Regions from separate parts of the Homo sapiens genome. Here region 1 is linked to region 2. Evidence: chromatin loops called from intact Hi-C (ENCODE). Cell type or tissue: Caco-2. All regions are shown on one strand. Links, peaks and the distances in the headings refer to the core of each region. The heading gives the core; the rest is flanking DNA. Region 1 has its middle 190 kb from the start of LINC02650. Region 2 has its middle 250 kb from the start of LINC02650.

Region 1 (15,695 bases), core at 4,182-12,181, 440 kb after region 2:
CTGTTTTAAATATGCCAGTAGAGTTGTCAAGTAGGGATTTGGATATACAGGTCTGGAATTCAAAAGGGAGGTCTGGATTTGAGATGGAAATCTGGGAGTTGTCAGGATATAGAAGATATTTAAAGTCATGAAAATAAAAGTATAATTTCATAGGGCATCCCAGAAATATTTTAAAACCAGAAGTTCTTGTTTTCCCCATTTCCTACTCCAAACCAATTCAAAAGTGTCCTGTGGAGAGATGCTGCTGGCTTACAGATTCTCTGGGCCTGGGCACTGGCACCCAGCTTGGATGCACCTGCTGAGGCTTACTAGTTGGCAGGTGCACATCACCAGCCATCAGGAAGTCATGGAGATGACAGTTTTGGCTCTGAGTAGCTGAAGCAATTATACACACCCTAGTCCTGGCAGCTCCTCCAGTATGAAGGCAGGCAGGCTGCCAGACTTGTACCTTTATGGTGTGAATACATAACCATGTCTCACCTAATGAGGAGGCTGCACTCCAATAACATTCTTGCTTGTCAAAAATTTATAAATATATATATATATATATATACTGAAAGCTGATAGACTCCCTTCAAATATGTTTGATAAAGAAGTCACATGCCCCACAAATAACTAAATATTAATTATTAAAGATTAAATATTTCTTCCAAAATAAAACAGGTATCTGACTACATAGGAAAACAAGAGAGGAAGGCAAAGATTGTTTAAATCTAGGAAAGATTGGAAAAGGTCTATGTTCAGGCAGAAAGAAAAATAATGTTGGTATCACCTACATAGGCTTGCTGAAATCAGAGAACTAAGGTGTACATTGCGAAAAGGGAGTAAGCCAAAAGCAAGTGGAACTAAAGTTGGAAGCACTCACTAACTCCCTGGGTTGCACTAGAATGGGCAGCGCAAAGTCCAATATCCAGTGTTCAAAGAATTGCATAAAGCCTGGGCTTCAGCCTAACATCTATTGGCTGTGTCTTAAAATGGCATCTGGCAAGGAGCCTCTGAACCAGCGTTCCCCAATGTCCCATCCGAACTTCTACGAAGAAGCTCAGAAAAACATGAAAATTCCATAATGCACTGAGAACAAGTTGGAAGAGCCAACACATTGCCAGAAGATGAGAGTAATGTTTACTAAATATAAAAGTGAGAGGACTAGACTCAAAAATGTACCCTGTGGCCTACCTGTTTATGTTTGGTGTTGGTACAATGACCTCTCCACCCCCGGCTGCCCATGACTTAGAAGGTAAAGGCAATAGAACAGGAAAACAGGGTAGTTTTCTGACTGCAAGTTTTCTACTTTTTGAAGCAGCCTTCTCCTTCATCTCCTCTCATCAAGGATGAAGAAAATAAATCTATAGGCTAGGCGCAGTGGCTCACACCTCTAATCCTAGCACTTTGAGAGGCCAAGGCAGGTGAATCACCTGAGGCCAGGAGCTCGAGACCAGCCTGGTCAACATGGTGAAACCTGTCTCTACTAAAAATACAAAAAATTAGCTGGGTCTGGTGGCGGGCACCTGTAATCCCAGCTACTCAGGAGGTTGAGGCAGGAGAATCACTTGAACCCAGGAGGCAGAGGCTGCAGTGAGCCAAGATCACATCATTGCACTCCAGCCTGGGCAACAAGAGTGAAACTCCAAAAAAAAAAAAAAAAAAAAAAAGAAGAAAGAAAGAAAGAGAGAGAAAGAAAAAGAAAGAGAGAGAGAGAAAGAAAGAGAGAGAGAGAAAGAAGGAAAGAAAGAAAGAAAGAAAGAGAAAGAAAGAAAGAAAGAAAGAAAGAAAGAAAGAAAGAAAGAAAGAAAGAAAGAAAGAAAACGAGAAAGAAAGAAAAGGGAAATCAATACGCTCGTAGCTTATGCATGAAGATAGAGTAATGGTAGGGCATAAGAAAAGGACATAAGCCTGCCTTCTCCGGGATTCTAATTCTGCCCCTCTTCCCTTCCTCCACTGTTTTGTTTTTACTTTTTTTATGGCCTCTGTCACACTCTATTGTATTAACTGCTCATTGTCCTGCTTCTCTACCTAGCTGTGTGTGCCTGGAGGGCAGGTACGGTTTGATATTTTAGGGTTTCCTTGCACTAGCACAGGGCCTGATATGTAATATTAAGCTGAACCATACAGAAGTGCTGGTTTCAATTATTGCCCTAGAAAAGTAAAAGTAGCTATTTCATATAATTCAATCTGATCTGACTCAATGAATATATATTTAATCAATGATGAATAAATTAGAAACTTATTCTCCACAGAATAACAAGAACAAACTCGCCCCTGGAACTCTAATGATCAAAAGACCAAGTGACAATATTTGTAGAATTTTGAGTGAAAGTATTTAAAGTCTGAAATGTATACTCATATAAACTGTCTCTGATATTAAAGGTCTCAGGAGTCATACCATATAACCTTCATGGAAAAAAAAAAAGATTGTAAAGACATATCCCAAATGGCCGAGATACTCCAAATGGTACTGGGATATTAATGTTATGTGAAATTCCTGGTAGGGTCTCTCCAAGGAATATAAAAATCCATAATAGTGATTAATCACAAAAGTCTTACCAAGGATTAGTACCTCTGAAAACCACACTAAGCTTCAACTGGCCTCTCTAATGACCTCCAAGAAAGGAGAGGACTGGGGCTATCATTCATAATAGCATCTGGATGAAGCTGAAAAGTAAACAACTATCAGGCTTGGGGCAGGTAGAGACCTGGAGAGCTGACCCACCTGCAGGCGTTGAGCACAGACATTAAGAGTGGGAATAATTCTTACACTCATTCGCCATTGGTTCAAGCAAAAAGTTGGCCAGGAAGGTTGGTGGAAAGGAGATCACAAGATACAGAGGAGACACCTCAAAAGTCAGATAGAGCCCAGGAATTCAGGCCGAATGATAGCCCCAGAGAGGCGCTGAGCTGACGTTTAGGGGCCAGCCTCTAGTTCCTGGGAGTAGAGAGTCATTCCCAGACTAAGGCAGATTAGAATAGGAGCTTCACGACTAAGGAAGAAATGTCTATTTTTTAAATACTTTTCTTTTTTCTTTTTTTGAGACTGAGTCTCACTCGGTCGCCCAGGCTGGAGTATAGTGGTGCGATCTCAGCTCACTGCAACCTTGCCTCCCAGGTTCAAGTGATTCTCCTGCCTCAGCCTCCCAAGTTGCTGGGATTCCAGGTGCCTACCACCATGCAAGGCTCTCTTTTTTTTTTTTTGTATTTTTAGTACAGGCAGAGTTTCACCATGTTGACCAAGCCAGTCTCGAACTCTTGGCCTCAGGTGATCTGCCTGCCTTGGCCTCCCAAAGTGCTGGAATTATGGGTGTGAGCCACCACTCCCAGCCAAGGAAGAAATTTCATTGTAGCAACAGGAACACCTGGTCAGGTTAAACTGGCAGCAGGTGTGCTCTGAGAATCTCCTGCCTCCCCTCAGGGCCAGTCCTCTCCATGCCAAAGAATGGAAGTGGGGCAGAACCCGCCCATGAGGAGAGGTGAGGATATAGAAGTACACAGAGGTTGGGACCAAGCCAGACTTTCGGTGGCTCCCCACAGCTGAAGGATAAATTACAAGCTTTATAACCTGACACACAAGGCTCCAGAAGATCAGGTCCTGCCTGTCATTCCCAAGCACCCCTACAGAAATGCATTTTGGCTCATTGAACTAGACCCATCCCTAAGTAGCTTCTGCCCCAGTCAGTGACTCCCTCCTCCATGTGCCCAGCTATGAGACACACACCACTCTGCTCTGTAATGACTCAACTACATCTGTGTTTCTGCTACTTGGCAGGGACCATCTCCCCACATCCACTGTGCTTATCACAGTGCCAGCTCATAGAAGGTAGAAAATACAGCACAAAACAAATCAGTGTGACCTCAGAGTGGGGCTACTGAATTTATTGACATAAGGAATAAAAGAGACCTTGGGCGGTGGCGGGCGCCTGTAGTCCCAGCTACTCGGGAGGCTGAGGCAGGAGAATGGCGTGAACCCGGGAAGCGGAGCTTGCAGTGAGCCGAGATTGCGCCACTGCAGTCCGCAGTCCGGCCTGGGCGACAGAGCGAGACTCCGTCTCAAAAAAAAAAAAAAAAAAAAAAAAAAAAAAAAAAAAAAAAAAAAAAAAAAAGAGACCTTGGGGACGAGCTTGAACTTTACCCTGACTGCTTCTTTGATCTCAGCCTATAAATCTTTCATAGAAATTCTCGTCTTCCCCCTCCTCATGGTAGGAGGGTGACAGGTGCAACCGGCTGTCATCGAGGAATGTTTATGAATGATGACAAGAACCCAGGACTTGAGGAGTGTTACTTTTGGGTGTTATTTTTTAACTCCAGAAGACAGCACCTATGAAAAATATTTTCTGATTTCACTGCCTCTATGCATAAATAAATAAATACGAGGCAACTTGATTTAGTGGAAGAACCGCAGACTTGGTTGAACAGATTTGATTTCAGATTCTAGCTCTACCACTTAATGGGGAAGTAGGGTGATAGGCTATAAAATTGAGACATTATCCACTAGCCCACAGAGTTCTGAGAATCATTGAAAAATCAATGTAATATGCCTAATTCTGAGCTGGGTTCCTATTATACATTCAGCAAATGTCTATCCCTTCCTCCTGCATCAGGGAGCACACCACACCCTCCTTTGTCAGATTCTACTCCAGAGTCTCAGAAGATCATTTTTCTCAAAAACTTCCAAATAAATTCTACATAATGCCACACATATCTGTGAGAAAATTCCTTGTATTTAGTGTTCCCTATTCCGCTAAATGATATGGAGCATCACCAAGGAGGTGAATTCTGGAATCCACTGGGTACAGCACAGGACAAAAGACTTCAGTGTTCCTTTCAAATCCAAAGATGCCACGAGATTCTTTGGTGCCTATGGATGGCTTTAGCCTCTACAACTGTGAGGATAAAACATGACTGGATTTGCTTCTGTAAGGACCTAAGTTGTCCATGCCCTGGATGCTCCCAGGACAGCATCCTCAGGAGCAAACCTTCTTCCTCATTAAAACTTCAAGGGGAAATTGGGAAGTTCAGAGAGAAACTCAAACTAGGCATGCAGAGGGTGCGAATGCAGAAGAAAAGGACTCTGTAAGTGCATGGGCTGGAGATGGAGCAGATCCTCCAGGGATAATTTTGGCCTGCAATTCTGCACTGTGTCTAAAGGAGTGATAACCAGCCTTTACCACCAGCAGATCTGGCTCTCAGAAAAGCTCAACCTGGAGACTGAAGTAATGCTGCAAAGGGTTCCCAGCCAAGTGCAATGATCAGGATCAGGGCTAGCAGAGCCACACAGCCATGTGCCTTTCACAGCCTTCGTTCTGAAACACTTAACTCGGGCTGACCTCTTCTTTCCTCCTGGCTGTACAGCCTGTGGTCACTCTGCTGTTTCCTTTTTTCACTGTATTCCTATCAGTTCCCCAGACTGGACTGTGACTTCTTTTGTGAGCACAGGGCTGCTTCTCTCCTGGGAAGAGGGTCTTTGGGTAACTTGGAACAGCATACCTCTCAATTTTAATTGATAAGAACCTACCTGTGTCAAGGCCATTGTCACCGTCCCCACTCCCACTCTCCCCATGGGGCTCGCTTATTACCAGGTGGCCTCAGCATTCTGGGGGATCACTGCACTAGGAATGGCACCACAGGTGAAGCCAAGGGTATATGTAGGGGTCCAGCCCTGTGAGCTGTAGAGGAAGGCTAAGGTTTGGACAGGGCTCTGACTTAGCAGGGAAGAGGATGCTAAACAGAAGCTGAAAATTGAACAATCTGGAGACAAGGGCAGTTGGGTTCTAAGGGTGTCCTGATCTTCCCCAAGACACTCAACCTACTAAGTCTATAGTATTAAATAACTTCATTAATCCCCCTTCCAGTAATAAGAGGGGGAGGTCTCCTTGTCCTCGCAAGGATCAATCGAGATTGGAATGAGACTGAAGGCAGAGGGGGACCTTAACAACTAGGGACTGCACCCCAGAGTCATTTTATGCCTCTAATATCCAGCAACACTGGACCTCCATCCCACCTCATGGCCTTTGAGCAGACTCCTTTTGCTGGCAGGAATGCTCTTCTGCTGCCTTTCTCTCTACACGAGGGATTCCTGGTCATGCTTCAGCATTCAGCTCTTTCCTGAACCCTAGACTAAACCAGGTTGTCCTGCTATTCATTCCTAAGAGTGCCCTGCCTTTTTCTTGATAGTCCCTAATACCGTCGATAATTATTTTTCATATCTTTTAATTAATGTCTGTCATCTCTAGGTTATAAGATCCATGAGGCAGAGGTAGCATGGGTTTTGCCCACTGTTTTATCCTTGATACTAGAAGCATAATAGGTGTACAATAACTATTTCCTGAGTTAAGCGTTAATGAATTAATGTTGACTGCTTCTCTGGCAGCAATGTGCTCAGCATCCTGGTTGTGTCCCCTCATACAAGCCACATAGGATCTAATGTCATTGGTAATCTCATTGTTTGTATTTTCCAGGTGAGGGAATTGAGGCTTAGAGAGGCTGTCTCGCCTTCCTCAGGTCTCAGACCTAGGAAGTGGTGGTGCCATGATTTGAACACAAGCCTGCCTGATGCTCATGTTTGAACTCTACACTGTTTTTGCAGGGGGAGTAGGAACAGGCATTAAGTTTGAAGTTCATGGGCTGGCTAAGGGTCTTCTCTTCCCTCACTAACCGCACAGCATTGGCATGCCAGTGACTCCTGGGCCTCAGTTTCCCCACTTGTTATGTGGAGGCAGATGAACTAGGTGATCTCTGAACATTTGGGGCCTACCAGATTCCTCATGGAGGAGCTGCAGAGTGCTTCCTGGGCCAAGAGTGTTGCTGTATGACTTTCTTATCTCCTCCCCTGATAATAGGTGTTCAAGACACTGATATAGAAATGGCAGAAAATGGGATATTCCATCTTGAAGTGAGAGGGGTCTCTTTTCAGATTATCCTGGTCACAGAAAGTTCTTGCACAGCTCTTCACTTCAGGCCTAGGCCTATGGCCTGTGATCTGCCTTCTTGCCACCCTCTGCCTTTACCATGTGCCAGGCTGGTGGCTCACACCTTAATGGTTGGAGCTCTATCCCTCCATCCCCCTCCATCCTCTAGAGACACACTGTCACCTTTTCAAATGCCTAGTATGTCCACGTAAGTGATCTACCATTATTTCAATCTCACCATTTCAAATTATACCACGTTTCAAACTGTACTCATTATCTTCCCTAATATATACATCTAAACTGTTTTTCAAAGTCCTTGTATCTTTTAGGGGCCTAACAATGCCCTCAGGCATGAAAGCTAGAAAACTTGTCTAGAGGAAGTCATCACTGACTCCTCTCTTTGCTTCACCCCCTCTTCCCGCCAGTCCCAAGCCCTCCAATTGCCCTTTGCAATGTTTCAGGGAGAGACCCCCATCTGGTTGTAGCCATTCCCACCCTCCTAGGCAGGTCCAAGTCAGATTATACCTAACTGTCTGTGGGAGCCTTCCTGCCAGTCTTCCTGCTTTGACCTCTCTCATTTCAACCCACATTGCCACCCTTTGCCCCTAGTACCGTTTGGAGTCAAAGGTCAGTCAATCGTAGGAGTCAGAGGTGGTGAGAACTGGGTCAACCAGCAATGTCAGGTTTCGGTTGGGCCATGGGTTGGTGAAAGCTTTCTTGGACATTGCTAGGAACACAGCAGGAGCCAGTTCCTAGAACGTGGATTTCCACAGTGGTTCCATGCTGCCGGGAAACGTAACTGCTGGATCTGTTTTATTTTTCAATCTGCCACGGGAATCTTCAGTTTACTTGCTCCTGATGTCAGCATCACTTCACTCTGCAAACCTCACCCAGTGGCCTAGCTGGGCTGCTCTAGGCACCGTCCCACCCACACCAGGCTTATTCCTGCCTCTTTCATACAATTCATCTCCACCTGGGAAAACTTCCCCCTTCATTTTTCACCCACAAAATCCACACATATTTCAAAGCCAAAGCCTTGCCCCACCTTGCTTCCAATCTCTTTCACCATTTCCAGGTCTCCCCAACCCCCAGCACATAGGTGATTCTTGTAGCTCATTTAGCCTCCACTTAGGTCTCCTCAATGGTTTTTAACTACCTTCTAACCCATTTACTCATCACTTCAAGAAGCTAAAGACATGGCAAGCTCCTTAAGCACGGGAACTCTGCCTGGCCCTCCCCCAGCCCAGCACAGCCTGGAGCCATGACATAAGCTCACCAAGGGTTGTTGCTGGGTTGGTAGTGATAAAGGGTCAGGTGAGTTACTCTGTCAGAAGCTAAGTGCACAGACCCACAACCTTCATATCCTAGGAACAAACAACATGGTAAGGATTCTGTTAGCTCAGAAGCCACGATCTCCACTTCTATCTGCATGGTTACAGCTCTAGCTGCTCACCCCAGAAACATCCTGTGGTAGCCTTGATCAGTAAATGCCCTAATTGCAACACCCACAATTTGGAGTAGCTGCTTGTGACTTCAACTAGAAAACCTAGGATGTGCAGGAATAGAAAACCCCAAGGGACACATCTATATATGTACATCGTTGAAAACCCTACATGGAGAGCTATTTAAGATTCAAGTTGATCTTGCAACTGCCTGCAGCTTCTCCAGATTCTAAAGCCCCATAAAGGACTTTCTCTTGTAAAGAAAGGGAGTACTCAAACACATCTATACTTATCCCTTTCTAAAGGATCCAGGAAAGACCCCTGAAAAACGTAGCGTGGGTTTCCAGGGGCATAAAAAGACTATAGACTATTAACGATGTCAGTGACAATATGGAGTGAGGATGTTTGTATCCAACGTCTATGTCCATTTGAACTTCCCCTAACCTCCCACACCCTCACTCAGATTAGGTGTGTCCTCTTCCTCCATCTAAAAGCATTCCTTTACAGTCATCCATTCTGCCATTGACATCAAAATTTCCTTTTTCTTGAAAAAAAAAATCCTTCCTCTTTATTCATTGTCCTTTACTATAACTCAAACTCCCATGCTTGTTGTTTTCAAGCCCACTGCAGCCTCTGTAAACATCCTATGGACAATGTGCCCAAATGTCACAGCTTGCATTGCCGCTTTCTGCAGCCACAGGGCGATCCTGAGGTCCTGCAATGTTCGGCTGGCGACGCCTGTATCACAGCGACATCTGCTGGAAGAAGCTTCACACTGCAGCTAATGATACCACCGTGCCTCTGCCCGGGGATCCACACAACAGGTGCCCAGGGGCGCAAGGCAGCCCGACTGCTTCGAGGCTAGTTTACACCTATATGACCCACTTCCTGCCAGCTCTGAACAAAAGAAAAAGTAATTAATATTCACCAGGCATTCCCTGTGTGTGCCAGATAGATGCTAGGTGCTTTCCATACGCAAAATAAGATGCTGTCATCACCCCAGGAACAGCTGGTAGGATTCTTGTTCAAACGAAGCAGGCACGCAGGTTTTTTTGGTTTTGTTTTTGTTTGATTTTGTTGTTGTTTAAACTTTTGTTTTAATTTGTGTGGATACATAGTAGGTGTACAGATTTATGGGGTACATGAGATGTTTTGATACAGGCATACGGTGCATAATAACCACATCATGGGAAATGGGATATCCATCCCCTCAAGCATTTATCCTCTGGGCTAAAAAACAATCCAATTATACTCTTTTAGTTATTTTAAAATGTACAATTAAGTTTTTATTGACTATAGTCACCCTGTTATGCTATCAAATACTAGGCCTTATTCATTCTGGTTTTTTGTACCATTAACCATCCCTACCTCTCCCTTACCTCCCACTACCCTTTCCAGCCTCTGGCAACCAACCTTCTACTCTCTACATCCATGGGTTCAATTGTTTTACTTTTTAGATTCCACAAATAAGTGAGAACATGTGATGTTTGTCTTTTTGAGGCACACATAATTTGAATGCTGCTGTCTGACTCTAGCAGCAGATCTGAAGTTTCAAGGCCTAAGATGAGGTCCTGTTTATTATTCTGCTGGAGTTTTAGAAATGATGCCATTAGTCTCTGACATCATCCATCGTTTGACATTTTTATCCAAACACATGTAAGCATTATCATAGGGGGTAGTAAGCAAAGAAGCAAAGAGATGAGGCTTTTATCAAGCATTTACTAAGAGCCAGGACCATTTCATACACCATCACATTTAATTCTCAATCAAAAAGTTGACACCCTCATTTAATAAATGAAGGCTTGGGAATGCTAATTAATTTGACCAAGTTTGCAGAGCTGGTAATTGGCCTGAAATTTAAACTTAGTGCTCTTTTTTCCAAGTCCTTTGGGATTTGCTCTTCCTGCAGCCTAAAGCTGTGCTCACATTTCTATGAAGCTGGCCCTCAGTATGTAAGAAAAGTAATTTTTCATCAGCAAAGGCAGCTTAATAGTAAAGACAGGGCCCCAACATCAGCAAAAGTCAGAAAGAGAAATGGGACCGAAATTCCATTCGGAGCAGAATTATGGATCAGCTGAGCACATTTTTTAACTAAAATGCATCACTACCTTTTTGTACTTCCTTGTGAAACATCTTAATAAGTGGGGGGTGGAGTATATAGTCGAGACCATGCTGTGACCATCTAGTTTGCAAGAAATAACAAATGAGCTGAAACCACCAGGAGATGGATTGGTGCTGAGGGAGAGCAGCCTCTGATTCCAAAGTCAGGACTTAAGTGGCTTTAGCACCTGAAATAGGTGGACTCCCCATTGGGATCTCTGATGATGACGGGGGGAGAGCAGCTTCGTTGCGGGAGAGAGCAGCTTCGTTGGGTAGGAGAGCAGCCACGCAGGGTGGAAAGCACAATCACAGCAAAGTCAGAACACAGACAGCATGAGAAATTCAAGGTCGCAAATGGAGCTGTACAAAGGACATGCCTGGGATACCTGAAAAGAGGAGGCTCTGAGAAATCCAGTGACAATGGTAAGGACAGTAAAATTCCCCTTCACAAAAAAAAAGGACCCAGAAAGCCAAGCTGGGGATCTATGTGTATGTGAGTGAGTGTGAGCTTGCATGTGTGTGCTCATGTTTAGTGTGAAAAGCCACCATTTACATATGTTCAGAAAATCTTTCTGAGCCCATACATTGGCCACTGTTCTCTGCATCTGCCCAGCAGACTCCTCACACTGATCCTCTCTGGCTCCTGATAGTCAAATCCCCAGAGCAGATGTGGACCACGTATAGAGACCCAGGGAACACCCATGGCAGGAATCATCCCAGCACCATAGTGATGGTGCTCACTGCCCATCTTTCTTCATGTTTCCCACCCCAAATATGCTAGGAATCACCGCATTTGGCTCCAGAAAACTGGCCCACCCAGTGCCATCTAGACTGCATGGTTCACCATCCTCTCCAGTGCTGTGACCCCCTACCTGTCTGAGGATCAGATGCTAATCTTTCTTAGAGCTTCACAGCTTAGATAAAGTCCTGGGAGTTTCCCTAAGGCAGGGGGCATTTTGTTCCTACCTATCTCCCTGGTGCCTAACATTTTAGTAGGAGGGATAATGCCTTTAGTGGAGATCCATTATTTATACTTCAGTGGGAATTTCAGAGCTTTCCTTTTACTTTATGAACAAAGAGTGGTAAACTGCCCAGCTAGGAGAACTGAGCTCAAAAAACCATAGCCTTATTCCAGACTCTGCCTCACCCACATTATGAATGATCTTGGCCTCTCTGAGCCTCAGTTGTTTCACATATAAAAAGCTTCCCTGAGATTGGGGAAAGGGGAAAGTGGAAAGTGGAGCAACATCATGGAAGTAAATATATTGATGTCAATTGGATATTATCCTATAAATGTTTCTAAAATTTTTAAAAGTCAGTATGCAACCGTAAGTAAGTAAGCATTGAAATGGAAATTCGATATTTCCAGAGACCATGTTGCATCTAACAGCTGAGTCTGACTCCAGGCCCATCACTAGTTCCAAGCTTATCATCATCATCATCATCATCATCATCATCATCATCATCATCACCATCATCTTTTTTGAGCCTATGAGGTGTCAGGACTAAGACTTATAGAGTATCTCATTGAATCGTAAAAAATAACATTCTGAGGTGAATATTAATATTATTTATTCTTGCTAGGTGAGGAAATCAAGGCTCAGAGAGCGGAAGTCCCTGGCCAAAGGTCTCATGGCCAGTATGTAGCCCAATCAGAATACGAACTCTCAAATGCCTGAGAGAAAGCACATGCTTGTACATGTAATCCCTTCCAGCAAATGACCCATGGGACTGAGTCCTCTGCAGGAATGCTGATTCTATGCAGGATAACTTCCCTAACATCTCAGCTTTGGTGTTTGACAACCAAAGGCTAGGAATTATTTTATAATTCTTATGAGAGCCCTAACCTCAAAGTCACTGAACTGGAGAAAACAAATTGAATTTCCTTTTAAGTGCTAGCACTCCAGGTGTCCCTAGTGCCAGGCTGGCTGAGAAGGATGCAGGTGACATCCATGGGAAGAATGTCAATGTTGAATTAGCTGATTAGATTCTTACCTCATAACCTGAGGGCAGGCACACTTAGCTCTTCTTCCGTGTGGAAGATAGCAACTAAGAAGTCTGCAGCTACTTAAATTCACTGTTCGTTGATCTGCTGTGGTTTGCAAATGACCCCTCTGGTAACATAAGTTAAGCATCCTTAAAGGAGCTATAAAATCTAATATCCCCTGACCTATCACTAACACTAACAAGTGCCCAAACCTTTCTTTTCTCAGAGAGGGCCTGGGGCTCCCAGCTCACGGGCAAGCCTTGAGCTCACCAAACATTGTTCCTGATGGGCCCTATCCACACTGTTGTCAGGATGGCTTTTACAAATGGAATCCCAATTGCCCAGAGAGCAAGTGAATGGTCCAAAATTGCACCCTCCCTATAGAAACTCTAGCCAAGGCCAGGAGAAAGAAGAAAGTGGTAAAGGTATTCTTCTGAGTATTTTCAGAGCTCACTGATTTATCCAAAAATAATTAATAAGTACAAACTCCCTGCCAGGTGCTGGATCTCAGGGAAAGCAAAGAAGGAGATGCTTGCCCTGCTCCCAAAAGGTGCCCCAAGTCTGTGGATTCTCTTTAGTTGAATAGACAAATGTATCGAAAGAGCATGGAGATATAGTGTGATGAGTGTGTTCATCAGGAGGCGTTCAAGACAGTAACCTATATGGGCCTATAAGGGCGTCAGTAACCTATATGCTGGTGACCAGGTGGACTTCATAAGGGAAGGGTCCCAAGAGCTGGGTCTTAAATAAAGTACAATTTCCAGCAGAGATCCCCTGGAGGTCTTGCTTGAAGTTGTCGCTCTGTCCTTCCCTTGAGTTTGGAGTGATTGATCACAGGCAGAGAAAACTGGGAAGCAACTTAATATGTCTCTAGGTGGCTGTTGAAAGGGGAGAAATTGGTAAAAGGATGCCTGGTGTAAGAACCAAGAAAGAAATGACTGTCAGAGACTGAATGGCCAACAGCATCCCCAAAGACCACAGAGCCGAGATTATGATGGAGGATGCTATTTTTCTGACCTGGGGGAGAGATCCTTTGCCCTGCTAGTTAGGGAAGTGGGGGTGATCCTATGGGGTTTTTTACAGGCTATTTCAATATATGTAAATCACAGCAGCTTCATGGAGAGCTGCTCAGAGAGCAAGCAAAGAAAGGAAGAATTGGGGGAAGGGGTGTTGCCGCCTCTACTGTGATCCGAACAGCGGCTGCAGCTGGGCTTATTATTTCTTGCAGTGTGGCTCTTGCCACCAGCGACAAGATGAATTTTTCAACAAGAGCCTTGCTGATGCTTTTCTCTGTTCAAGCCCAGACAAGAAAAATAATCATCTGTTAGAACAAAACACAGAAAATAAAAACTATCTTCACTTACAGATCTTTTTCGTTAACATACAAATGCTTTAGAGGGGAAATAAACTTTTGATAAAATTAGATGAGGCAACTCAAGAAGAGAGCAATCAAAGGAAAATGGAAGGAGCCAATCATTCAGCAGGGGTCAGAGATTCAGAGCCAATGATGATAGAATTGCTGGAAAGTCAAAGAAGGAAGGTGGAGACTGCCAGCCTGAGTCACTGGATTATATATTGTGGGGCTCTATGAGGGCTTTGGGGACAGTAGTTTTCATTTCCTATGTTCTGCTGGAAAAGCAAAAACATATGGGAAATAAAAGGGTTAGCTTCCATTGGAGTGGCCATTGATGTTGCCCTGAGAAATGTGGTTCAATGGCAGCAATGGAAGCTACGCTTGACCTCCACGTCCACTTTTCTGGGTTATCTCAGATAGTGTCTTTCTAAACCTTCCCTGACAGTTTTTCTCTCATCCCCAAAACTCCGAGATGCCTATCATGATGGATTGCCCTTGCCTGTGTCCAACTCAGCCTCCCTTACTGGGAGAAGAGCCCCTCACGGGGGAACTGACTTTATGCCTTGCACCTGAGATAGGGCTTGGCACAGAGCAGGGCTTGTTTCATGGTGGTTGATAGTAGTAAGAACTCACACTGAATTGTACAGTTGAAGCAATAAGAACTGTTAACCAAGCTTGTTGCACAGCCAGTGCCTCTAAACACATCTCCAAAGCCATTGCTCCAAACGATCTCCAGCAGCATCAACCGCTTGCTACATTGTCCCACTTTCAGTTCAAAATGTGCCAACTGAATTCATTGGTTTATTTTCCCAAGCTGCTTCTGACTTTCCTCATGCCATAGTAGCCCTGGATTTCAGCTCCTTGGATATGTGGCTAAGTCCACCTTTTCCCATGCCTCCCCCATCCCTCCACTGCAGATGAGGGTTCATAAACTATTTGAATAGAAAATCATCGGGGGTCCATCTAGGTCCCTTTTCCTGATGCTCCGAAGGATTGAACGTGAGTATACCCCTTCACATCCTGGCAGATTTGAGAAAAAGTGACTCATTCTCTGGTTGTTAGTGACTGGGCTCTGGATGGACTTTCAAGATCTCTTACAAAAGAACTAGAAAATAGTATCAAGGGGAGAAAAAAGAGAAGAAACTAGATAGAGTGGTTCTGACAAAAAGAGATAAGGATGGGACTTTTCCTGATGTTAAGAAGATGTCAGAGAATGGAGGAGGGGAGAAGCAGTGAGGGTGCTTATGCGGCCATGCCGGAGCCTGAGGGTTTCTCCTGAGGAAAGTGACACTAAAGGAAATTGAGCACGGGGATCCAGCCAAGGAGCCCTGGGAGTGATGCTGTGCAGATTCCCAGGAGCTGTGGAAACTGAGTCACCACCAGAAGACTTCACCCCCTACATGCAAAGTCTCCCTTTGGCAGAGTGGATGGCATCTCGTCAGTATTCAGCCTCTCCTTTGCCAAATGCCCTGCAGGAGGGGCACTCCTCGATGTCTTGGATTTTGCTCCAGCCCTACATAGTAGCCAGCCTCCAAAATGGCCCCTTATCATCCCCACCTCCTCGTATTTACACCCTTAGTAGCCTCTCTCTCTCTTGCTCTCTCTTTCTCTCTCTCTCTCTCTCTCTTACATGCTCTGAGGAAACAAACTAACAAGCTGTCATATCATGAAGAACCTCAGGCGGTCAAGGGGAAGGCCCACGTTACAAGGAACCAGGGCCTCCAGCAACAGCAGTGAGGGACTCGGGCCCCTGCCAACACTCACCTGAGCCATCTTGGAAGGAGGGCTTCCTCCAGCCTCACGTTGAGATGACTGCAGCCCCAGCAGGCCGAAAGCCTGACTTCAACCCCATGAGGGACTCAGATCCAGAGCCTCTCAGCTAATCCACTCCCTGATCCCTGACCCTCAGAAAC
Region 2 (15,695 bases), core at 2,585-10,584:
CTCACATATTGTCTTGTTCGGGTCAGTTATTGGTTTCTTGTTTTGTTTGGGGAGATCATGGTTGCCTGTTTACTATTTTTTTCTTATGGATGTGCATCTATGTCTTTGCACCAAAGGATTAGTTATTTTTTCTAGTCTTCTCTCTCTGGCTGAAAGAGCTGGGAATTCTTCCCTGATTGAAAGGCTCTGTGCTCAGTGTGGCATTAGTACATGAATGAATCCCAGTCTTTCCCACCCGTTTTGATGTGGATATGTTCTCAGTCATTTAGTTTGTAGGAGTCTTTCAACTACACTCTGGCTTTCTCTTGGAGATAACTGATCCATGTGTAGATGTCAGGAGGCTTCTGTTCTGCCATGTTGCTCATGCCATCTTCAGAAATATACCATTTTTATAGTAGGAAAGTCGAATACTGTAAAGGTCTCAATTCTCCTCAACTTTATTTATAAATCCAACATAATTAGAATAAAATCTTAGCAGATTTTTAAAGTCAAAATTGACAATTGATTTTTAAATCTGTAAGGTTCTAAAATAGTTTAAATAATCAAATTGAAAGAAGAAGTTCAGAGAATGTACATTACTACTAATATCAAGATACTTATAAACCTATAGTGACAAAGACAGCATGAAAATGGACAAGAAAAGACAAATAGGCCAATGGAGCAGAATAGAATTCAGCTATTGTTACCTGAAACTTAGCTGTAATGAGGCAAGGCTGCAGTTTTCAAAACCTGGTGTTTGGTTAATTGGCCATTCTTATGAGAAAGAAAAAAAATTCTTTATCCCTACTTTACACCACAAGTACAAATAAACTGTAGTTGGATTGTAGAACTAAGCATAAAAGGTAATCTAATAATACTTTTAAGAAAAAATAGAAGAACTTTATTACTTAAAAATTACTTTAAAAATTCAAAAATGTTACTTTGGCAAAAACATCATTAAGGGAATGAAAAGGCAAGTTACAAAGTGGATGTACACATTTAAAGTACAAAGGGATTATATCCATGATTTATTTTTAAAATTTCTATACTAGGAGAAAAAAAGGCAAATAAGGTAATATAAATACTGGCAAAGAATTTAGGGAAGGTTGTGACTGAAAGACAGCTATCAAGAAGACTTCTAGAGTGCTACTTTTTGAATTAGGGGCTAGTTACATGTGTGTCCACTTTATAATTATTAAAAGCTGTATACTTATGGTCTGCACTATTTTTATATATATTTCATTTCAACATAATGATTGTATAAATATATGAAAGTAAATAAGCTTTGCTCCTGCCTAAAGAAAAAAAACATAAAGAATGCTGGCAGCTCCATTTGGTTTTTATTTGTTATTATCTGAACAAGAGTACATAAAATAAATTTTCAAATTTTTATTAGGAATATGTGTTTCTTCCTTTAGAACTTCAATAAGCATATCCTTTGCAATTGTGCATTGGATGAATTATCCTCATGTTATGTATTTTAGAAGTTCATTTTATGTATTTCTAGAGGTTATGAATGTATATATATGTTTTTTGTGTGTATATATGTAATTATATATATATGTATATATATGTGTGTGTATATATATTTTTTAAGTGTTAAAATTGGAAGTCACTGGGAGGTGTACTGCATGACATAATATTTAATTTTATCTACACTTTCCTCTGCTTCCAAAACATATCATACATAAATTTATAAATAAAATTATAGACATCTTTAAAAAACAATATTCTAAGAAAAAAGCAGATATTAACAAAGTTTACATTTAAATAAGAAGAGCATAGTGATTTTATTTATTCATTTACATTTTTATGTTTATCATTTTACATTTATAGTAACTAAAATTGATATGTGCATGGATTTAATAAAACCAATGCTATTATATATTTATGTAGATTAAAAAAGAATATAATTCATCCCTCTAAATTTATTGTTATATTCATTATCATTCCAATCTTTCAAAAATATTATTTGATAAAACTAGACTAATTAAAAAGTCTATCTGAAAGTAAATAATGTTTTAATTTTGCCATGAAACAAAAATTAAACATATATAGAGATTTTCCATATTATATATCAAAACTTACTACATGATTATAAAAATATAAAAAGGGCAATTGATCAGTGGAACAGAAGCAGAATACAGAAATAGACCCATATAAGAGGATTCAGTACAAGACAGAGGAGGATTTTTCCGTAGATAAGTGAACAGATTTTTCAATAAATGCTTGGGAACAACTGGATAAACATTTGGAAAAAATATAGTGGGATAATTCACAAAATTAAAAAAACTAACTTTCAGAAATATTAAAAATAGTTGTATAATAAACCCAAACTTATAATTACTGTGACACAATGGGCCATCTGAATTGAGAAACAAAATCCAGAAACCATAAAAAAAGTCTGATAAATTAATTGTGCTTGAAATTTTAATTTCAAAATTTTTCAGAAAAAAAGATATTTCAACAAAATTAATAAAATTAAGCAGTCAGCTGGAAAAAAATATGTATAACCTGTTAGACACGATCCAGAATTTCTATACCATAAAGAAAAATGTAAAGACAAAACAAATAGAAATAAAAAGAAAAGTAAATGAATCTTCTATTCAAGGAGTAAAACAAATTGCTAACAAATATGAAGAAAGATGCTCAACCTATTTGCAATCAAGTAAGTGAACATTAAAATAAGACAATATCAGCCTGAACAAAATTAAAAAGTGATTGATAATATTCATGTTGAAAGTAAATATTGGTATTTAATTATACATATAATTTTTTATGACAATTGCTACTTAAACTTTAATCTGAGTCACTGGGATTTCTTGTTAAGATGTAGATTTTGAAAGAGAAGGTCTGGAGTGCGGCATGGGACTTATTTCCAAAAATTAGATCCTTCATTAATTTTGACATGTACACAAAGATATATTTACTAGGATACCTATTGTGGAATTATTTTAATTGTGAAGAACTGAAATCACTCAAATTTTTATTGGAAAGAGAATATCTCTATAAAATCAGGTACAGCCTGAGGGATATCATACAGTAATGTAAAAGGATGAAAATGAATTACCTATACTGATATGAAGAGAAATTTTCACAAGAAAGCAGACCAAGTTGAAAAATAAAGTGTGCTGTATAATCTCACTTAAGTGCTTTCCTGGTTATGAGGGAGAAGTGTAAAGGTGTACCTGTCAGGAAGGATGCCTGTCATGAGTGGGCGTTGAGGAGTAAATGGGGTAAGTGTTGAGATAAATTTCTCTGACCACCACTGTCAAGTTCAAGTCAGAGGACATATTTATTGGTATAACAAAGTACACACTTCACTTGAAATAACACAAAAAATTACAAAATCACTTGAGTGACATGCTCTTTCTATATCCCCTTCCTTTATATCTTCTGTCTCCTTCCCTGATCCTCTACTTTTTCTTTTTTTGGTACATCTGTGATATTTTGTTTTTGTTAATAAGACAATTGAATGCCTGGTCATTAATAATGGTACTATGAATCATCAGATTGTACATATAAATTGTTCATAAGAAAGAGTAATACCCATGCAAACATTATTGATGATGTATATGGTAAAAATGGATTAGAATGCCTTAAAACTGTAAGATTAAAGAGTCATTCTGAAAGTTACATTAATATAAACTAATGGCTTACATCCATCAGCTAAAGAAGCAAATGTAATGTTACATTTAGTGTAAAGTTGAATCAGTAATGTGAATACTTAAGTTAGGGCTCTCTGATGTTCTTCGATGATCTGTTTACCTTATTTTAATAAGAAAAACAACACACGAATGAGGCATGGGAAAGGCCATGATGTTGGAAAATATCTCTGAAATACTAGACTACACAAAGTGCTTAATAGTACTTCAAGGAATGGTAATCTAGTTTATATTCAATTTATTTCATTTCTCTACAAACCCCTGAGGAACATATTCCATTTGTTGCACAAAAGCCAATTATAGTAAAGGGCTGTTCATAAGAGTTTCTGGCTTTCAGAATCAGTTCTCACTGTTTAAAAGTGCATTTTCTGATGGCTGTGAGGCTAATCATTTCTAATTCTTCAGTAACTATGTTTATAGGATTGGAATAAAAACTACAGTGTTCTCTTAGTGTTTGGTGTTGACCAACATTAACAAACTAACAAAAAAGGAGAATTAAAAAGACCTTGGCTTATTGTGAAAACAGAATCACAAAGAATAATTTCATGGTAACAAGATTCCCCTCATGGGGGTATAAATTGTCAAAATGCTTTGATAACTTTCCCATTGGAAAAACAACCCTACTTCAAAGCTAGTTCACATAGTCAAGACAACATGGTCCAGTAAGCTTTTAGCTTTGGCGTTCCCTTTTTACTTCTTTAAATGAAACTGACTTAGACATGTAGTATGTTAAGTGAGCTTCCCTGGGTGAAAAGGGGTGGAAAGTGCCTAGAACTCTGCCCTTAGGCCATGTTTTCTCATCACCTTGGGATGTGCTACTTACTAGTTCTGTGCTTTTGGGCAAGTTATTCTCTTTTCTGGATTCAGTTTTCTTGTCTGTAAAAATGGGTAAACTCCCCTTGCTCACAAAATTGTTGAAAAGGTAAAACTATCCAATGTGAAGAAGGCACCCAACATATGTCCAGTGGATATTCATTAGATGTTCTTCCTTTCCCTCAACATGGGCTCTTAAAGCCCTACATGAAAAAGCTGTTTTACCTTTTCAATCCAATAATTTTCCATTTGGGTCTTTGGGCCATAATCTATTATGATCTGATCAAAAAGAGCATTTCAGGAACTTCTTTGGCTTGTGAACTTTTCTTAAATTGCCCAGTATTTCTCAGTGGAGCACTATTGACACTGAGGTGGTAAAATTCATTATGTAGGGCTGTCCTGAACATATAGAAGGCTTATTCTCTAAAAGCTGCCCATTAAATGCCAATAACAAATCAGTCATTGTAACATTCCGAAACAGACAAAGAAAGAACAGCAAAAGGCTGTTCCTGATGGCTCACACCTGTAGTCCCAGCACTTTGAGAGGCCAAGGAACGCAAATCACTTGAGGTTGGAAGTCGAGACCAGCCTGGCCAACATGGTGAAACCCCGTCTCTACTAAAAATACAAAAATTACCTAGGTGTGGTGGCATGTGCCTGTAATCCTAGCTACTCAGGAGGCTGAGGCAGGAGAATCGCTTGAACCTGGGAGGCAGAGGTTGCAGTGAGCCAAGATCACACCATTGCACACCAGCCTGGGCAACAGAGCAAGACTCTGTCTCAAAAAACAACAACAAAAATAACCAAAACAAACAAGCAAACAAAACAGCAAAATACCCTTACACATTTCCAGTCACCCTCTGTTCCTCAACAAAAACCAATGAAGCATTCAAAATGGAATTACCTGACAGGTTTGTCCTGCTCCCTGCACATACAAAATCAATTCACTGAGACCGCAGCATTGCAGTAAAGAAGGAGTTTAATTGATGAGAGGCCAGCCATGTAGGAGATGGAGTTATTACAAATCAATTTCCCTGAAGGCTTCGAGGTTAGAGTTTTCAAGAATAGTTTGGTAGGCAGAGGGGACTAGAAAATGGTTGCTGCTGATTGGCTGGGGATGCCATCATAGGGGTATGGAAAATGGTCCACAGGTGCCAGGTCGGCCTCTGGGTGGGGCCACAGGACCAGCTGAATCATGAATCAGGAGTCCAGGTGGAGCTAGCTAGTCTCAGAAATGCAAAAGTCTGAAAAGACATCTCAAAAGGTCAATCTTAGGTTCTATAATACTGATGTTATCTACAGGAGTAATTGTGAGTGATGTTACAAATCCTGTGGCCTCCAGAACAATGGCTGATCCCTCTCATAATTCTAACCTTGTGGCCTTTCTTTAGTTTTACAAAGGTGGTTTTGGGAATAACTATTATCATCCATGGCTGGTCAGGGTGGCTCACACCTATAATTCCAGCACTTTAGGAGGCCAAGGCAGGCAGATCACTTGAGGTCATGAGTTTGAGACCAGCCTGGCCAACATGATGAAACCCTGTCTCTACTAAAAATTAAAAAAATTAGCCAGGCATTGTGGAAGATGCCTGTGATTCCAGCTACTCGGGAGGTTGAGGCAGGAGAATCACTTGAACCAGGAAGGCAGATTTTGCAGTGAGCTGCGATCACACCACCGCACTCCAGCCTGGGTGACAGAGCAAGATTCCATCTCAAAACAAAAAACAAAAAACCCTAATATCATCCTTGCTTTCAAGTTAAACTATAAACTAAATTTCTCCCAAAGTTAGCTTGGCCTACCCCTGGGAATGACCAAGGACAACTTGGAGGCTAGAAGCAAAATGGAATCAACTATGTCAGATTTCTCTTACTGTCATAATTTTGCAAAGGCAGTTTCAAAAATTCTACCACAGTCCTTTCCACTTTATTCATGATTTCACACGGTTTAATGAAACATATCTATTAAAGACTTTTAATAGGCTAGATTTAACTTAATGTTTATTGAAGATAAACCTCCTTTTCTTTACCTATTATTATAAACAATATTTGGTCCAGGTCAACTATAAGGTGCATGAACATGTAAACACCATCAATGCTTCCAGCTATAGATATTTAATTAACTTCGAAAAAAAAAAATCACACCACCTGCACCTGGGAGAAAGCTGTAACTCCCACTATCTCATGAAATATGCTATCCATCTGTATACAAGCAGCTGAAAAAGCAGAAACTAAATCCTTACCATCCACAATCAGAATTCAACCCACTTGCTTTTCTAATGAGAATAGGACTAGAATCTTTTTTTTCATTACATAAAATCTAAATTTCACTCTCCCCCATATCACAAATAATCCTTCATTTTATTTAAGGACTAACTGCAATTTATTACACTAGGTTTCTCAATTCCTACACCTAGGAGTTGGAATAAATTCAGCATTTGACACTTCAGATTAATTAATTTGCGATTTCCTCTAACAGCTTTGTCCTCCAACATAAAGCTCTTCCTATTTCAAAGTCCATGTGGCCTATTTTACTGTTTTCTAATTTTTCATTTCTGTTCTTAAGCCACCTTTACTCCTCAGAGATTTGTGAAGCAGAGGACTGATAAGCTTCTCTGAAAACAATAAATAAACAGAACTTCCTGACTCAGTTTATCAACACTGTCATAAACACAGGTGAGCCCAATCGTCAAGGCACTTGGCATTTCTGCATTGAACTTTTCACATTAGGATAATCGCATCATCACATATCCTCATTATCACAACTGAAATTTTTACCTGCGAGACGTGGGTAGTTGGTGTGTGGAAACTTAATTGTGCCTGCACTTGAGAAAGGATTCTGCCCCCTCCCTAGTTACCTCAAATCAGATGCTTGTGCAGTCCAACTTTGGAGAAATGCACAGCCACAGCCCCGCTGCCTGAGGCAACCACTCAGCAGCTGTCAGAGGACATCACAAATGCTTTCTGTCTGTTATTTTTACGGCAGTGGCTGATCTCTAACAGCCTCCTGGTAACAAATGGAGCCACTGAGAGCTTTCCAACAATGCAGCCTCCAGTAGGATGAACTCCTCCAGTCCCTATACCAGGAAGATAGAAAATGAGGAAGACACACAGAAGACATGCTAAGCCAGCAGTTCCACTGACCCAGAAAATTAAACTCCATCCTCATCATCTGGCTTCCTACATCTCAAGAAAAAAGAAAAGCATGATTAAGACAAAGGAATGAGAACAGAAAAAAAAAAATGAAGCACATAGAATATAAGGCTAAATAATCACTAGCATGGGCTATGACCAAGACACTAATATTTTTCTCTCTCCACCTTGATTCCTGCTCAAAGGAATGCTCTTGACAACTGTGTTCACAAAGAGAATGTTTGTAAACTTTTGTCCCAAAATAACACCCACATGCAGTTTTCAGGTTGCTCATGTTCTATAAGCCTAAACGAATTTCCCATTTGCTTCAGTTTTCTTTTTTCTTCAAGAGAAGTTTTTATCTTTTCAACCTGAAGTGTTTGCTGTTGTGCCCCATGGAGGTTCACTGGAAATCTCTGACATAAGGCAGATTGATTAATAGGAGAAAAAGCATACAAATTTATTTAATGTGTGTACCCAGGAACCCTTAGAATGAAGACCCAACATCCCAATGAGGTACAGAAGCTTGTAACCACCTTGAGGTTACAGAAAGAATGGGGCTTGGATTCTGGTAGAAGAAAATATGAGATGGGGGAGGAGAGGAATTCTATTGAGGAGCAATAAATGATTACTAGGGAGACTGATTGGATCAGGGAACAGAGATTAACTTGTAAATTGTTCTCTTTGGAATTTAAATGACCCTTGGAGAAAGTCATTATACATGTAAAGAACTCTGTTCAGATATGGTTATATTCTTGGTCTTCTTTTCTGCAGTAAATAATGAAATAAGGAGGGCAAGAAAAAATAATTGTTTTCTTTGCTAGGTCTGGATCTTAGGCAGATAAAGGAACTCAACCTCTATGGGAGAGATAGTTTAGGGGGAGGTCAGAGAGACCTTGAGGCTTCTTTGGTTTAGCATATTAAAATGCTGTATGTTGGGTATTGCTGTATTTTGGGTATTGGAACAGTGTTGATCCATTTGAAAGGTAGCAGATAAAACAAATATGGTTGTGATATGTGGGGAAAATGAAGCTCAGATTGTCCTTTCAGCTATTTAAATAACTACTTCTCTTATAAAGTGAACCTGCCCTACAAAATGTAGAGATTGTCTCTCATCAGCAGGTCCTTGCCTTATGATGGAGGCTGGGCGGGTATTACTGACACCAGCCTAATGATAAGAAGCCAAGGATGAGAGAGCAAGGAAGTGAATTGGCCTGTCACTTCCAGTACCAACACCTTCAATTGCTCTGAACTCTGCAGACAGTCCCGTAGAGGTGAAAAATGAGTTTCTTCTCCACCCTTTATGAATTTTTAGCTGTGACTGTTAGAGTACTTAGATAGGAAGATATGAGCAGGGCAGGATAGGGCCCCAAAGAATGTCAGGCAACCATGAGGTAACTGTCAGGCAATTGTCCAGTGGTGTCCTCAGGAATGATAAGTGGTTGTGGCTGATGACAGGGAGAAATGTTTTGAGCCTGTGGGCAAGAAATTCCCAATAAGAATTTTTAAAAATGAACATGTATAGGTATGTGCAGTAAGGGAAAAAATGGTGGGGTTTGACTGGTATATGACCCTCCTCTAGAAGCACTAGACTGGTAAGGAACAATTGTCCTAAGAGAACATGTGTGTAACTTCAACCACCAGAAAGCATATGTGACCCTTCCCAGACACTGGCAAGTCACTGTGCATATGGTGATTAGCCAGCAGCCCACTCAAGGGGGAGGATGAGAGGAGGAGACCAGGGAAAAAACAGGAAATAGTAAATCTGTAAGAGCCCTGAGTCAAAGATCAGGTGGGGCCCCTGATCTTTCAAGTTGCCCATTGGTCCTTTCCAAGTGTACTTTGCTTTGTTCAAAAAACTTTCACATCTGTTTTAAAATCTACTTTTGTCTCTTAGCTGAATTCTTTCTTCCAAGAAGAATCAAGGACCAAGGATCCCATTTGAATTCTCCACTGGTATCAGGACTCCTGCAACAGAAGACAGATTAACAGCAGAAAAGCAAACATAAGTTTAATAACAGGTACAGCTCCTGAATATGTCACACGCATCCACGTGAAAAGACCACCAAACAGGCTTTGTGTGAGCAATAAAGCTTTTACTCACCTGGGTGCAGGCAGGCTGAGTCCAAAAAAGGAGTCAGCTAAGGGAGATAGGGGTGAGACAGTTTTATAGGATTTGGGCAGGTAGCGGAAAATTGCAGTCAAAGGGGGTTGTTCTCTGGCAGCCAGGGGCGGGGGTCACAAGGTGCTCCAATGGGGAGCTTCTGAGAATCATTGTCCAGGAGAAGGAATTTCACAAGGTAATGTCATCAGTTAAGGCAGGAACCAGCCATTTTCACTTCTTTTGTGGTTCTTCAGTTGCCTCAGGCCATCTGGATGTATACATGCAGGCTTGGGCTCAGAGGACTGACAGTATACATGAGAGAGAACTCAGAGAAATCAGTAAACCTCTAAAGTTGTCAAAAAGTTTGACAACTCAAACAAAAAGTTTGAGATCGCTAAAGATCTCAAAAAGTTGTCCTCAGACTTCAGGCTTAAATATAATCATTCTCAAAATCAAAGAAAGAGGGGCGTGGGGACAGGCCCTTTAACTGTAAAACAAGGATAAGGTCTGTTATGCAGATTTAAGTATATACCCCTTCTTTTAACTAAAGTCTCTAGTGATTTAGTTGGTCTTCTCTTCCTGGTACAAAGTGGGAAACACTTTTTACAAAAGGAGATCTCTTTATAGATGTAAATTTTTCTTATAAATGGATAAACTTTCAGAGGTGCTTCTGTGTCTGAGGTGCCATAGAGGTGAATTGGGGGTGCATATACTGGTCTCTTACAGTCATATGTGGAGAAACATTTTCTGAACCCCATCAGTAGCAATACAGCCTATGTCCTTATGACCCTTGTAAAGTGACTATTCAGAATCTAACAAAGGTTGATGGAATGAGCATCTGACCAATGTAAATCAAAGAAAATTACTGCAGCGAGTCTCAGTCATGTTAGAGGTTTATTTGCCAAGGTTAAGGATGAGCACAGGATAACAGGAACACAGACCACAGAAAACATCTGTGTTTTCTGGTACTTTAATATTTAAAGGAAAAAAGTGGGTATTAAGGGAAAGAGGGAAAAAAAAGGAGAGTAGATAAAAGAGGCAAGTGGTTGCATTTCTTTGAGTCTGCTCAGTCTTTGCTGAATCCACATTTTACATGTGAAAGAGAGTAGAGGAATAGTCACTTATGTAATTGTCTCTTGCTCAGGGAATCTGCATTTTTATGTAAGATAAAATAAATATAGGGTAGAGGAAGCAGTTAGATATGCATTTGTCTCAGGTGAGTGGAGGAATGACTTAGTTCTGTCCTCTGCCCCATAACTATGAAGATAAGTTGTCAATTTACATTGTCAGAGTGAAATTTAACAGAACAATTTTAGGGGAAAGATCTTGGGGGCCTACAAGGAATTTCCTTGTGAGCAAATTGTGAGGGAAGTATGTAGCTTTTTTATCTTTGTAGCTATTTTATTAGGAACAAAACTGGATGCAGGTTTGGGTGACCCAGTTCCCAGCTTGACTTTTCCCTTTGGCTTAGGGAATCTGGGGTACTGAGATTTATTTTCCTTTCACATCACCCAGGCCTTATTTGATCTCAGGTCTTCCCATTTTGCCTCACCTCCAGTGCTCTCTTAGAACAGAATACCTTCCCAGCAAGGATATCACACTCCTAACTTTTAATCTATTGCCTTCATTTGCAGACTGTTCAATCATTGTTTTCCCCCTCCCATTCTGTTGCAACCCATTGTGAAATTAATAAACAAATAATATCTATTTTAGTTTGGCCTTGTCTCTGTACCTGTCAAAGCTGTAGCATCCTCAAGGGCAGCCCTCATAGGTGAATTTCAGCCATTCACTCTAATTTCAAACAGTTCTCGTAACTAGAGTCATGTAATAGCTCTCATATGGACATAAGGCTACTGAACTTGCATTTGGAGAGATCCTGAATAACTCCACTAACAGGGGGAATGATTTTCATTAAATCATCAACATTCTATGTCTTATTTTTTTTTTTTTGCTACCAAGAGATCATATATGGAAAATGGAAAGGGAAAAACAAGAAATTAGATATATTTATCTGTACGCATACAATCCTTTAATATACTTGGGTTTTTCTGTCTTTATTTCTATTCTAAGGCTTGGCACTAAGTTTCAACAGTACATGAAGGATGGCTCTATCGTAAATAAACTGTCCTAGGTTTCTAATAGGCCCTACCCATTCCTATGTGAAAATTAATCTACTGCATTATGTTGCCTTTGGTTTGAGTTTTTATGAAAATACTATTTAACATTAGAATGCATCAGAAATATGTCTAGTTATTCTTATATTATTCCTGGAGAATTCTTTCTTTATAGTTGACCAAAATGTGATTACTTGTGATTTTAAATTTATATAAAATTATGTCAGTGTTTGTAACAAAATGGCTTTGAAACAGAAAAGTTACAATTGTTACAGAATGCTGGGGCTCAGCAAGTGATACTCCATAAGTATGGCTCTTTAGCATGGTGAACACTTTGAACTAAAGTAGGAAGGCCTTAGAAGCTGCCTCTGAATCAAGGATTTTCTAACCTCTCCTGTCTTTCCCATCTCCTACCCACCCAGCACAGGATAAAATTTTACTCTGATATTCCCTAATCTGTTTTAACACTGGATCTGCCAAAGAGAATACAATTGCCTTCCATCCCCTCTCTGAAATTTCATTATCTTTTTTTCCCAATGATTTCTGCTGTCATCTGATGAAATTTCATTTCTGTTGAAGAAAGAAGACTGAGGAATGTAACCACATCTGGATGGATTTTGTCACAAGACATTGTCTGTATCTAGGGCTCATTCAGGTTACAAAGACATTGTTTACAAGACAATATCTGCCTTCTGCCTCCATTCAATTCTCCTGAAAATAATTTACTACCTCGAAAAATTGCCACATTTCCTTTTCCCCTCTGAAGGCTGGTATGTAAGCATCTGGACCTCAGTAAGTTATTGCGTAAGGATTCTCCTGTTATTCCCCTGTGCTTATAGATAGTAAATAAATTTGTACGCCTTTTTCTTCTGTTAATCTGCTGATTGTCAGTTCATTTTCAGCAAACCTTCAGAGGGTGACAGGGAAGCCTTCTCTTCTCCCCTACAGATTTGGCATAGTTAGCAAGATATTCCAGAAGCCACAGTCCAGTGAACCCAGTGATACCAGTGGACTGGGAAAGGTACTTGAACTCCAGTGGGATCTCAACCCCAACCAGTAACCAGGCTCCTGACACCATCAAGAGAAAGAATTCAAGGATGAGTCAGAAAATAGTGCAAGCATGGAGATTTATTGCAAAGGGCAAAGTACACACTCAAGAGAGGGGAAAGCAGGCGAACTCGAGAGGAGAGAGTGGTGTACTCAAGAGCGAGTCGTGCAAGGGGGTTTGGGGGCTACTATTGTGGCAGGACAGGTCTCACTAAGGCCAGCCTCCGTAACAACTGTTCCAGCACTGACTGACTGGTTAAGTTAAATATTAAAAGCTGATAGAGCCAGTGCCCTTCTACAAAGGCTGGAATGTAACAGAAGCCCACCAAGAGTTTTGCCTAGGCCTTTCCTGAGCCCTGAAGCATGATGAGATAACAAAGAAATTCTCAATGGGACCTGTTTAGGATTAAACAAGTTTTACTGGGAGTCTGAAGAAACTCCCCAGGCTTCCACAAACAAGTTTACTGGGGGTCTGAAGGAATTCCCCAAACTTCCATAATTTAGCAGGAGACAAGCTAAGGGTAATCACCCAGCACCTGGACCCATTTAGATTAAATACATTTACTGAGGCTCCAGAGGAAGGCCTTCAGGACTCAGATCTTAGTTATAGATTAAAATAAGTTCATCACTTATGTCTTTAGATAAATGCACACTTACATGTAAACATAGCTTAGAAAGTGTATAAGCTCTGGAGAACTTCGTAATTTTTAGTCTGGCTACCTTTTCCAGGCCTTCTCCCTGCGACCAGTTACAGAAATAAAAGCTCCCTTCTCTCCCAGTTCATCTGCATCTCATTATTGGGTCATCAGAATAAGCAGCCTGACCCTCCGTTTGGTCTGGGAACACTACCTTTATGGGTTTCTTTAATCAAAGGGTGGAATATTCATGAAAATTCCTGGAAAAAGATAGAGATTTCTCAGAACTGTGGTGCCACCCATTTTACACCAATGTTCTTGAAGGTGTCATGGCACTCGTGGGTGTGCGATCTATTATGTCAATGAGCATATAATGAGATCCTAGATGACATTTTGGTCACATCCAGTGCCATGTTAAGTCCAGCTGGTCTTACTTAGCCAGCTTGGTCCACACCCTGGCTTTTCAGAGTCCTATCAGCCCATAGTCCTCAGTCATGTGAAACTGCTGCCTGGAATCTTGTATTCTCCTTTGACCACCCGGTATTATTCCTGTCTCACCAGGATGTGAGAAGCTGGCAAAAAGGCTAAAAGTTTCTTATCAGTCAGACTCCCGGGTCTTTATTTGTGGAATCCAGTCAAGCAGATAGTAAGAATCACTGCTGGTTGTCTGTTTGTTTTACCTTTTAAAATTTAAAATAATAGGAGAAAAGCATTTGTAAGGACTAGTCTTAGGTATAGCAACTCTGGGGTATTTTTGCTGTGAGTAGTCATATTATCTGATCTTTTTCCTACCAGAAATGGTCTTTGTCTTCCCACTTTATTTGTCATCAGTAGGAAAACTGCAGGATAGAACATGGCCCTTAAGCCTTTGTAAGCTTGTTGTTTGAGCCAGCCTCATAGACTGGTGAGTTTGCAGTTCTCATCAAACTGATATTTTTAAAAACAAACTGCTGTAGTTCCTTGAACTAAAACAAATGAGGTTTCTGTATCATCTTGTTTTATGTCCTGAAAATTTGTCTTTTGTGACCAGGCACAAGCACCCTCTCTTGATCTCCACCAGCCAGTGGACATGATTTTCAAGTCATGTCAGGTGGCCAGTATAAAAACACTGAAACCTTGCAATACATAAAATTACTAAATAGCACTCTCTCTGTTTTCAACATGCCAAGCTCTCAGAAGAGTTTGTCTTAATAAGTCCCGTCCATAAGAGGCTTTTATCATCTCAACCTTTGTTGCCTGGTTAGTGCTGGAAAAGCTCAATTTCAGAAGTGCGGTGCAGTGTCACAGGTTGGCAGGTCTGTGACTGGCAGCACCCCCATATGTTCATTTGTCCATGTGCTCATGGGAAGCAATGGAGAGATTGTCTGCACAGCACTGTTTTTAACTATCTGTGGCAACAAGGATCCTTTGGTTTCCTTAGTCTATTTCTGGAAGTGAATATTTGTGGTACATGGAGGCTACTTCTTCCATGCCCTCTTTGGTAACATCTCTTGCTTCAATGGTAAAAATTTATTCTAAGCCTGGAAAATTACTTCATGGTTTTTCCATGAAGAGGAGTATTGGATTGAGTCATTGAAAGGGATGGCTAACCTGCTTAAGCCCACCAAACTTAACCTGTCTTGCTTGCTTTTAATCGCATACTTCTAGTTAATCTTAAAAGCTATATGGTAAAAGTCATGTAGCTAAGTAATCTACTAGTTTCCTTGTAGATAACATCTCTGACATATAGATCACCATGCTAATGGTTACTTAAAGTGTTTCTCGGGAACTTGGAATCAGCTCTTGTCCAATTCAGGTGGTTGAGACCACTGACCCTTCAAATGGGCCTATGAAAATGCCTGAAAAGTGACCTTTTGATGTCAGAGGGCTAAAAACTCCTCCCTCTGATCATGCTTATGCCATCGTTTTCTGAACATGTGTCCTATGAAGAACCATGAACCCTAACTATGTGTGTGCAGGCCACCAAATATCTCACTTTTCCCCACGGCCAATCATTTTACCCCATACTTTAGACCACACCATTTCTTTATCCTATAAATATCTCTAAATTCTGTCTTCTGGAAGGCAAATTTGAGACCTGTTCTCCCACCTCCTCACTTGGCTGCCTTGTGAATAAATTCTTTCTCTTTCGCAAAACCTGTCATCACAGCTTCACAGTGATTGGCTTGCTGTGCACAGGCAGAATGAACCTGGTTTCATATCATCATTA

The links. A loop is a pair of places that touch in the nucleus more often than their neighbours do. Peaks named below come from ENCODE experiments on the same cell type or tissue, not always from the same donor. Only the 100,000 strongest peaks of a DNase experiment are listed, where the experiment ranks them.
Region 1: a loop joins it to region 2, with 20 times the contacts of the local background. A loop is called at or near these places in 3 of 110 quality-filtered maps.

Annotation. Positions count from the first base shown.
Region 1 is chr10:83,862,579-83,878,273 of GRCh38, forward strand. No RefSeq gene overlaps it. Among named protein-coding and RNA genes, the nearest start is that of LINC02650, 190 kb to the left of the region's middle. In Caco-2, for the core only: a CTCF peak has its summit at 9,101 (motif pointing left); a DNase peak (open chromatin) is centred at 9,103.
Region 2 is chr10:83,419,889-83,435,583 of GRCh38, forward strand. No RefSeq gene overlaps it. Among named protein-coding and RNA genes, the nearest start is that of LINC02650, 250 kb to the right of the region's middle. In Caco-2, for the core only: no CTCF peak of the experiment used is centred there; no DNase peak of the experiment used is centred there.